2 separate regions of the Homo sapiens genome follow, and region 1 is linked to region 2. A link is a contact called in ENCODE Hi-C data. All regions are on one chromosome and are shown on one strand. The core of a region is the stretch at or near the end of the contact, and the rest is flanking DNA. Distances in the headings are between cores, read along the strand shown. Region 1 holds the start of ATP1A1 (ATPase Na+/K+ transporting subunit alpha 1). Region 2 holds the start of PPM1J (protein phosphatase, Mg2+/Mn2+ dependent 1J).

Region 1 (3,941 bases), core at 619-3,118, 3.7 Mb before region 2:
AAGAATGAGCTTTAAAGTGCATGTTTACAGAAATGATCAAGGGTTTGACGGTGTGGTAAAAGCACAGGCCACTAACCCAGACTCCATCAGGGGAATGGAGAGGCCCTGTACTCCGCTCTTTGATGCCACCTGACCTGGACCAGCCCTCCACGCTGCATGCTTTTAAAAGCGAGGCGAGTTGTGCATTTCCACTTGTGCCTGTTCTCCCCACCAGGTCCAAGCCTTTCAATTACCTCCTTTAAAACTCCCTTAGAGTCCCCAAGGAGTGCAGCCTCCCTCTGCTCCCGACACTCTGTCTACACCCAGAAGCCTCAGGGCCTTCAAAGACCTACTCAGTGTCTGCACTGTGCTAAACCCTGGAGACAACGAAGTGGATTCTCTCCCATTTGTATTCTCATGACATGGTCACTTTCACCCCATGAACTCCGAGGTTATTCTGTGTAAATTTTTCTCAACTAGACTTTGGCTCATTTGGGGTCCAGGGCCCAGTCTCCTGCACGGGTAATAGCTAGGGGTAATCAAGTCTTCGCTACAGAAATGTAGGACAGCGGCGTTGTGACGATATTCCCACCACGCTCCGCGCCGCTCTCCAGCCCCAAGACCCCTCGTTTCCTTCAGGGACCGCCCTTTGGTGCTTCCGCGACGCTGGAAACCGGCAGAGATTCCTACCACCGTATTGCCTGCAGCCTCCAGTCCTTTTTCGGGTTTCTTGTACCCTGAGGCCCTGGTGGGTCTGCCTATCCTCCTTCAGGGCTCGTCCCTTCAAAAAAAATCTGCACGCCTCTCCCCACCATCGGATGACAACTCCAGTTGCCATCGGTGCATCCTGTGTTTACGGAAAGTGGCCCAAGAAAGCCCTCAAAAGTATACCTTAAAGGCCATCTTAGGGCAGTGAAGACACACCCTTTCTGGCACCAGCCCGCCCAGCCGGCTTCGCACTTAGAAGCAGCCAGTTTTTTCTTTGGGGGAGGGCGGCCGCCTCTGCGCGGAGCAAGCTAAGCCCCAGCGTCCCCAGGAGAAGGAGCCCCGAACCCGGAGGCTGCCCCCGCCGGAACCGGGGCCGCGGCGGGAACGGAGGCCCGGGAGGAGGCCCCGGCGGAGCGCCCCAGGGGAAGGGGAGGAGCGCGCCTTTCCTCAGGGCACGGAGGGCGGAGGGAAAAGGAAGGAGAAGGAGGTGACGGCGGTCGCAGGGAGGGGAGCCAGGCTCAGGGATGCCGGCTCAGTCCCGGGGCCGCCCCCGCTGCTGCAAGCCCCCTCCTCCCGGCCCCGAGGCTTCCCAAGCACCGCCTCTCGGAGCCCCCGGCCCGCTCGGCCTCCGGGGCGCGCAGCCCCCGCCCAGGGTCCGCCCACCCCCCTAAGCAATGCCGCGCTCCAGCCCCTCGGCGCTCCCTTCCCCCGCCCCCCGTTACTGCGCTCCCTCCATTTCCAAACTGCGTCGTCTTTTAAGCCGCGCGGCTCTGCCAGCCCACTCCACGCGGCGCCGCTTCCTCCTCCGCCGCCTCCCGCTGGCCGCGGTCGCCCTCCCGACTTCCTCCTCTTCCCCTCGAGGGCTCCCCGAGCCCCCTCCCCGGGCGCGCCGGACACTCACCCCCTTCCCCATGGTGGCGGTGCTCAGTGCCCGGCGCCGGGTCCTGTCGCTGGAGAATCAGAGAGAAAAGCACAGAGCAGCTCCCGGCCGAGCGAGCGGGACCAGGGGAGCCAAGTGGAGGGAGCTAGGGCTGCCGCGGGGCGGGAGGGTGGGAGGGCGGCCGGCGGCTCGGGCCGATGCCGCCGCCGCTGTTGCTGCCGCCGCCCGGGCTGCTACCGCTGTTGCCACGTGTCCGCCTCCTCCCGCCGCTGCTCTGCGCCCCAGACCCCGCCGCAGCTCCAGCCCGCGCCTCCTCCTCACTTCCTAAAATATGCAACCTGCGTGCTGGCCCCGCCCACGCCGCGAAACGTCACCGTTACCGGAGCAACCTGACACCGGCCGTGGGCCTGGCTCCGCCCCCTCCCGAAACCCCGCCCACGGGCCCGGACAGCGCCTGCTGCGGCCAGTCCTGGCTCCCGGCAGGAGGGCGCCCAGGTCTGGGACAAGCGTGTCCACCGTGTCCCGGGAGGGCTGCGGGGCGCTCCTGCTGGCTGAACAGCGGGGACTCGGCGGCCTTGGCCCTCCCACGCCCCTCCTCCCGCTGCCCTGCATGACCCGCCTACTATGTAGGGCCCAGGAGGTCCGCAGTGGGTGCGGTACGGTCTCGGAACTGGGCTCCCCCAGTCGCCGCCGACCCGGCACCAGAAGTCGTGGGCGGAACGGCTTTTCCAGCGCTTCGGCGATCTCCTCTGGGACTCAGGGATGCTGGAGGGGGCTGGCGCTCGGGTGTGATTGCAGCCAGCGCCTGACTGAGGGACTCCGCCCCTCTGTGGAATCCAGGCCCCGCGCCCACCTGCGGATGGCCTCCCCGGGCGCTTGGTGCTCTCAGAGTGCCTCCTGTGACTTGGGGTCCTCTTTATCCACTTCCCGCTCCGTCATAGCTGGAATCGATCTGAACTGGCATCGCCAGAAGTTTCAAGCGCCCTCCTCCCACCACCTCTCTTTCTTCGAGATTCCAAAATGAGAATCTGAAGGGCGACCAGCGAATTCATTCACGCTATTGTGTGAATGTAACCTGCTTGTCCAGTTTGGGGATTCTCTTTTTAGGGAAGAAAAACCTGAAACCCAAAGGAATGCGTATCCTTAGCTAGAGGAGCTAAATCAAGGGGGAGGCGTTTGAGGACTTGCCAGGTGCCTCTCCACGCCTCCACCTGTCACGGCAGCATCTCCAGCACAGCCTTGGGTTCTCTGGGGGGGCCCAGGAAACCACCACTCTCCCCGGAGATCCCTGGTTCCACTGCACTTTGGGGCTTCTCTGTCATTATAGCTTTTGCTTCTTAGCAAGAGGCTGCAATGGCTGAAGTTCTCCAACATTTTAAAAAACAAAGTATTATTAACAAGGTTTGCAGGAAGTCAAGTACTCTGGGAAAGGCCAGGATATTGACTTTCTAAGCAAAGGTTCCTAAGTTAAAGCCAACTCTATCAACTTCAAGTATTCATGTAGCATGAACAAACAAGGATATGAAACTGGAAAAAATGGAGAAGGAAGGAAAGAAAGGAAAAACTAGAAACTGTGTTGTCAGTTACATCATTAGGGTAATTCTCATCCCTTCTTACAAGATAGTTTCTTACACGAGTCTCTTCTCCTCAAGAATGTATTGTTAAAGGTTGATGTCTCCTACAGTGATCTAGAGACTTGGTTCAATCATTCTAGGCCATAGAGAGCAGAGGAATTGTAAATAGAATTCAAAACCCTGACTGCCTGGAGAAGAGCCCCCAAATTCAGAACAGAATTCCTTAGACTGTTAACAGAGGGTTACAGAGTGTTCGGGGATCCATCTCTAAGCTTCTAGAAAATGCTTTCTTTACATGCTTGATAGCCTCAGTTACTGTACTTTGTAAGATGCTTTTGCTTGCTAAAGATAGCTTGTTTAAGATTAATTACTCCTGGGCCAGGCACTGTGGCTCACGCCTGTAATCCCAGCACTTTGGGAGGCCGAAGCGGGCGGATCATGAGGTCAGGAGATCAAGACCATCCTGGCCAACCTGGTGAAACCCCGTCTCCACTAAAAATACAAAAAAAAACTAGCTGGGCGTAGTGGCACATGCCTGTAATCCCAGCTACTCGGGAGACTGAGGCGGGAGATTCGCTTGAACCACAGAATCGGAGGTTGCAGTGAGCTGAGATGGCGCCACTGCACTCCAGCCTGGTGACAGAGTGAGGATCCATCTCAAAAAAATAAATAAATAAAAATAAAAACAAAGATTAATTACTCCTTGGGCCCTGGTCTGAATGGGAAAAGTGCCGCGGCAACAACTAAATATATAAAGCACGGGTCGGAACAACGTAGATTTCTCCTGCCAGCTGATCTCC
Region 2 (4,275 bases), core at 1,537-4,036:
CCAGATCTTGGTTCATTGTAATCTCCACCTCCTGGGATCAAATGATCCTCCCATGTCAGCCACCTGAGTAGCTGGGACTATAGGGGTAGTCTGTAGTGCACTACCAAGCCAGGGTTAATTTTCTGTATTTTTTGTAGAGACAGGGTTTTGCTATGTTGCCCAGGCTGGTCTTGAACTCCTGGACTCAACTGATCCATCCACCATGGCCTCTCAAAGTGCTGGGATTACAGGTGTGAGCCACCACTCCTGGCCTGAGACCCAGTTTCTTTATCAGAAAAATTGTAATGTAATTAATTGCAACTGAATAATTCTTTACAGAGATCTGTTTTGGATGCGAATGTATTAGACAAATGAGAGGAAGTGGTGTTCTGTGAATTTGAAGGGACTTTCCTCTTAGTTTAAGAGGCCTTTGGGTTTAGGGTGATGTGAAGGGGAGAGACAAGGCAGAAGATGACCAGTTCTGGGCCCTGAGCCACCACTGTGGCCTGAGATAAAGGGGCCTGTCTTGAGGCTGTCCAGTCCCCCTCCTTGGTTCAAGCTTCACACTCCCCCAGCAGGGCCAGCCACTAAGCAGAGTCTCACTCTTCACAGAGAAAAACATCCCACAAGTCTGCTTCTTCATACCCCATCCCCTTTTCTCTCTCACTTTCCGCTGCCTCAGGGATGAGTAGAGGTGATGACCTCACCAGGTTCTGGGGCAGTCTGAGGATGGAGGAGGCATAATGGTGCCAGGAATAGGAGGTGAGAGGTTCAGGGAGGAGGAGCCTTAGGATTAGGCCATGGCTGGGGGCTGTTCTGGAGCCCCAGGGAGCTGTTATTCTCCCTGCTGATCATCTGGTGCTGGGGCTGGGGGGGTCTCTTGGCTTAGCTTTGCGGACAGCTTGCAGCCACACCATGGTGGGTGCTAGAAAGGGCAGGGAATAGGGAGCTGGGTGACACGAAGAAGTGGTAAGTAAACTGTCCCAGAAACACTGAATAATAAAAACAACCAGGAGTTATATTTGTTTCTTCAGTTGCTGGCTTGCTGCTGCTGTTATTTATCTGAGAGTTGGTTCCAGTTTTTCTCAAATAGCAGGGGAAAACCTATAGAAGCAGCCTGTTCTTTGTCCCCGTCTTCTTTTGCTGCTCTATTTGCCTTGGGGTCTGTTTTTTTTCTCTCCTGTGACTTCTTTTCCTCTGTCTCTCTCTGCCTAAAGCTCAGGTGTAACAAAGCAGGCATAGTAAGTCTACCAACCTGAAGGACCACTGTGGGATCTTTATTTGGAAGCTGCCAAGAAAGTCATCCCTTCTGGGGACACAGTTTAGCCTGGGGAACAAAGTGGTATGTGGTCAGGAAGCACCTGGCCGACAGAGCCCAGAAAAGTTCCAGCCGTGAACTGGGTGCCGTAGTCCCTGATGGCTACTTCCAACTTGCTTGAGGGCCACAACGGCGTTGTCCCCATTTGAGATGTGTGGATGGGTGGTGTCTGTGGATACCTAGCGATCAACTTTCTGATAGGAGGTTTAGAGACAGAGCTCTTGTGGCATCAGGTCAGTACCACCCTCTCCCAGAGGGGAGAAGTTAGGAAGAACGGGCAGCCAACCAGGCATTGGGCTCTGTCCTGGTCTTCCAGTGAGTGTGCTTTTACTCTTCTTAGGCAAGGGCTTAGCCTGGCCTCTGTCTCCCCCTGGCGGTAGACACAGAACTTGCTCAGCATTCCCGGACTGCTCTCAGCCCTGGCCCTAAGAGAAGGATGGGAGGGGAGGAACCCCCACTCCTCTCTCTGCCATTGATCTCCTTTCTAGCCCTTCCTCCCTGATCCGGAGAAGTAAGCTTGGTTCTTAAGACAGAGCAGGTTTGAATGTCAGGAGGCCGACATAGGTGTGAATCTTTCACTTGACCGTGTGACCTCCTGGGGCAAGTCACGGTAAAATGACAGGAAGCGTCCCGTCCTGCCTCATCCGTGAAACTGACAGAAAAAAAACCATCTTGAAGGATTGGTGTGCAGTATAAATAACCTAATACTGTATGGAACGTGCTTTGTAAAGGGTCTAGTATGCAGTACTTCTTCAATAAATAGTATTTGTTATGTTGTTATTATCCTATTAATAGCTTGTCCTGCTGTGGTCAGGGAAGGTCTGCATTGTGGGAAAGACCTGGGTTCTGAGAGAGAAAGGAGGGTGGGAGTAGCAACCGCTCTCCCAGATCTAGAGGTGGTCTTCACGGGGAACAGCGCATCAGGAGCCCAGGAATCTACCCCGGCTCCTGATTCCGGGGTGGTCGGCTGCAGCCTGCGTCATTAATCCCGCAACCCCACCCGGTACCAGCTTGCCCGCTCTCGCTCCAGCAGCCCCATCCAGAGGTGGTGTCACACCTGGCGCCTCATACCCAGCGGCTCCCAAGCGCCTGTTTTGCTCTGAGGTCATTAGCTCCATGGCTCTCTGGGCTGGCTGGCCACACCGAACCGAGAGCGAGGAGACCGCACCCCCTTGTCCCTCAGCCCCCGTCACAATGGAGACATTCTAGCTGTGTCTAATCTAGCGCACGGCTGAAATAAGGTTTCCTTCTCTCCGCCCCCTTCCCACAGCAACAGAACCTACCCCTAAGAAACGGAGGCGGGGCCAAGCCGGAATGGGGCGGGGCAGAGGCCGGGGACCCGTGGGCCGGTTCCTGGGGTGGCCCAGAGCAAGGGCAAGTTTCGCCCGGGACCCGCCCAGCTGGCCGGGAGCCAGTAGCAGGGAAGGGCCGGCTGGCGCGAGCACCGCCCACGCGGAGCCATGGGGGCGGGGCCTGGGCGGGGGCGGGGCCGCGGCCGAGGGCGGGGCAGGGAGGCAGCATGCTAAACCGGGTGCGCTCGGCCGTGGCGCACCTGGTGAGCTCCGGGGGCGCTCCGCCTCCGCGCCCCAAATCCCCGGACCTGCCCAACGCCGCCTCGGCGCCGCCCGCCGCCGCTCCAGAAGCGCCCAGGAGCCCTCCCGCGAAGGCTGGGAGCGGGAGCGCGACGCCCGCGAAGGCTGTTGAGGCTCGAGCGAGCTTCTCCAGACCGACCTTTCTGCAGCTGAGCCCCGGGGGGCTGCGACGCGCCGATGACCACGCGGGCCGGGCTGTGCAAAGCCCCCCGGACACGGGCCGCCGCCTGCCCTGGAGCACAGGCTACGCCGAGTGAGCGCCCCCTGGGGCACCCAAACCAGGATGGGGCTCCCACCCCTCTCCCCAGCTCCGCATCCCCGGCGCTAGGACGCGTTCCCCACGCCGCGTCCGGGCCAGGAGCTCCCTTTTCCGTGGACCTTTGCTATCCTCTGGTCTTCGGGCCGCACCCCCTCCCAACCCATTTTCCAGTGGGGGGCAGCCTGTGTCACCTTCTTCACGTCCTTCCCGCTCATTGACTGCCCTCGCCCACGCCGCCTCAGGACCCTGTTCTGCCCCAGAGCCCGGAGGGCGGAGAGCCCGGCGAAGGATGAGTTGGCCAGTTCCCCGTCGCGGCCCGGCAGCTTAAAGGCTAAGGGAAAAGGGGTTTCACGAAGGAGCGGGGTTCTTTTTAATAGGGGACATAGCGGTTGGGAAGACTCGCTCACCCGCTTCCCGGCTCCAGCGCCCCAGTTCCCTGTCCCTCTTACCGTAGTTCCCCTCCCCCTCCACACCCAGAAATAGCCCGCGACACCAGGAGGCCGCCAGCTTCCCCAGGAGCGGGGAGGGGGACGCCCGGGGTAGAGGAGGGTCCCATTTAGATGCCCTTCAGCCTGCCAACTCGTGCTGGCCTGGCAAAGAAGCGGACCCCCTGCCCGGAGCGGCCGGCTGGCCCCCGGGCTGTGTGTATTTTAAATGCATCTGCCGGGAACGCAGAGCACCGAGGGAGATGGGGGCGCTCAGTTCGCTGAGGAAGGTGGCTGGTGGCCCATGGACCCACCACCACCTCCCTTAGCCTCCTGTGTGGGAGGAGTTTATGGGTATGTGGCTCCTGCCCAGTCCAGGTGGGCTTTCACTTCTACTCTATTTCAGTTCCTCTTTCCCGATCTGGGCTGGAGAGCTTCCTCATTGTTAAGGCAGCAGAAACTTTCGCTGGATGGTTTTAGGATAAGGGTGGGTGTGCCCATGAGGATGAGGTGCTGGGGACAAGGCACTGGGAGAGTTGATAGTGGTTGAGGGTGGGATGTAGGGTCTAGCTAGCAGGGAAGTAAAACTTCTGCTACCAACTAGCCCCTCCCCCAGAAGCACCACTAGGAATGCCTTTTTCTTTTTTCTTTTTTTTTTGCCAGGGATGGGGGAAGTGAGGCAGGCAGGGGACATAGCGGTTG

What was found. A loop is a pair of places that touch in the nucleus more often than their neighbours do. Pooled maps may share reads with other maps.
Region 1: a pooled map shows a loop between it and region 2 (5-fold over the local background). The contact joins the promoter of ATP1A1 here to the promoter of PPM1J in region 2. A Hi-C loop is called at or near these places in 2 of 168 maps with a recorded cell type or tissue (ascending aorta and esophagus muscularis mucosa) and 14 of 50 pooled maps.

The regions. Positions count from the first base shown.
Region 1 is chr1:116,371,171-116,375,111 of GRCh38, reverse strand. ATP1A1 (ATPase Na+/K+ transporting subunit alpha 1) reads right to left here and starts at 1,868. Exons shown (of 23, transcript NM_000701.8): 1 at 1,589-1,868. The coding sequence starts at 1,600. RefSeq lists an enhancer at 492-611 and silencers at 982-1,281, 1,712-2,241.
Region 2 is chr1:112,713,843-112,718,117 of GRCh38, reverse strand. It overlaps PPM1J (protein phosphatase, Mg2+/Mn2+ dependent 1J), which reads left to right and starts at 2,786. Exons shown (of 10, transcript NM_005167.7): 1 at 2,786-3,142. The coding sequence starts at 2,817. It overlaps PPM1J-DT (PPM1J divergent transcript), which reads right to left and starts at 2,507. Exons shown (of 2, transcript XR_947714.4): 1 at 2,355-2,507; 2 at 322-1,667. RefSeq lists enhancers at 2,437-2,731, 3,696-3,755 and a silencer at 2,446-3,235.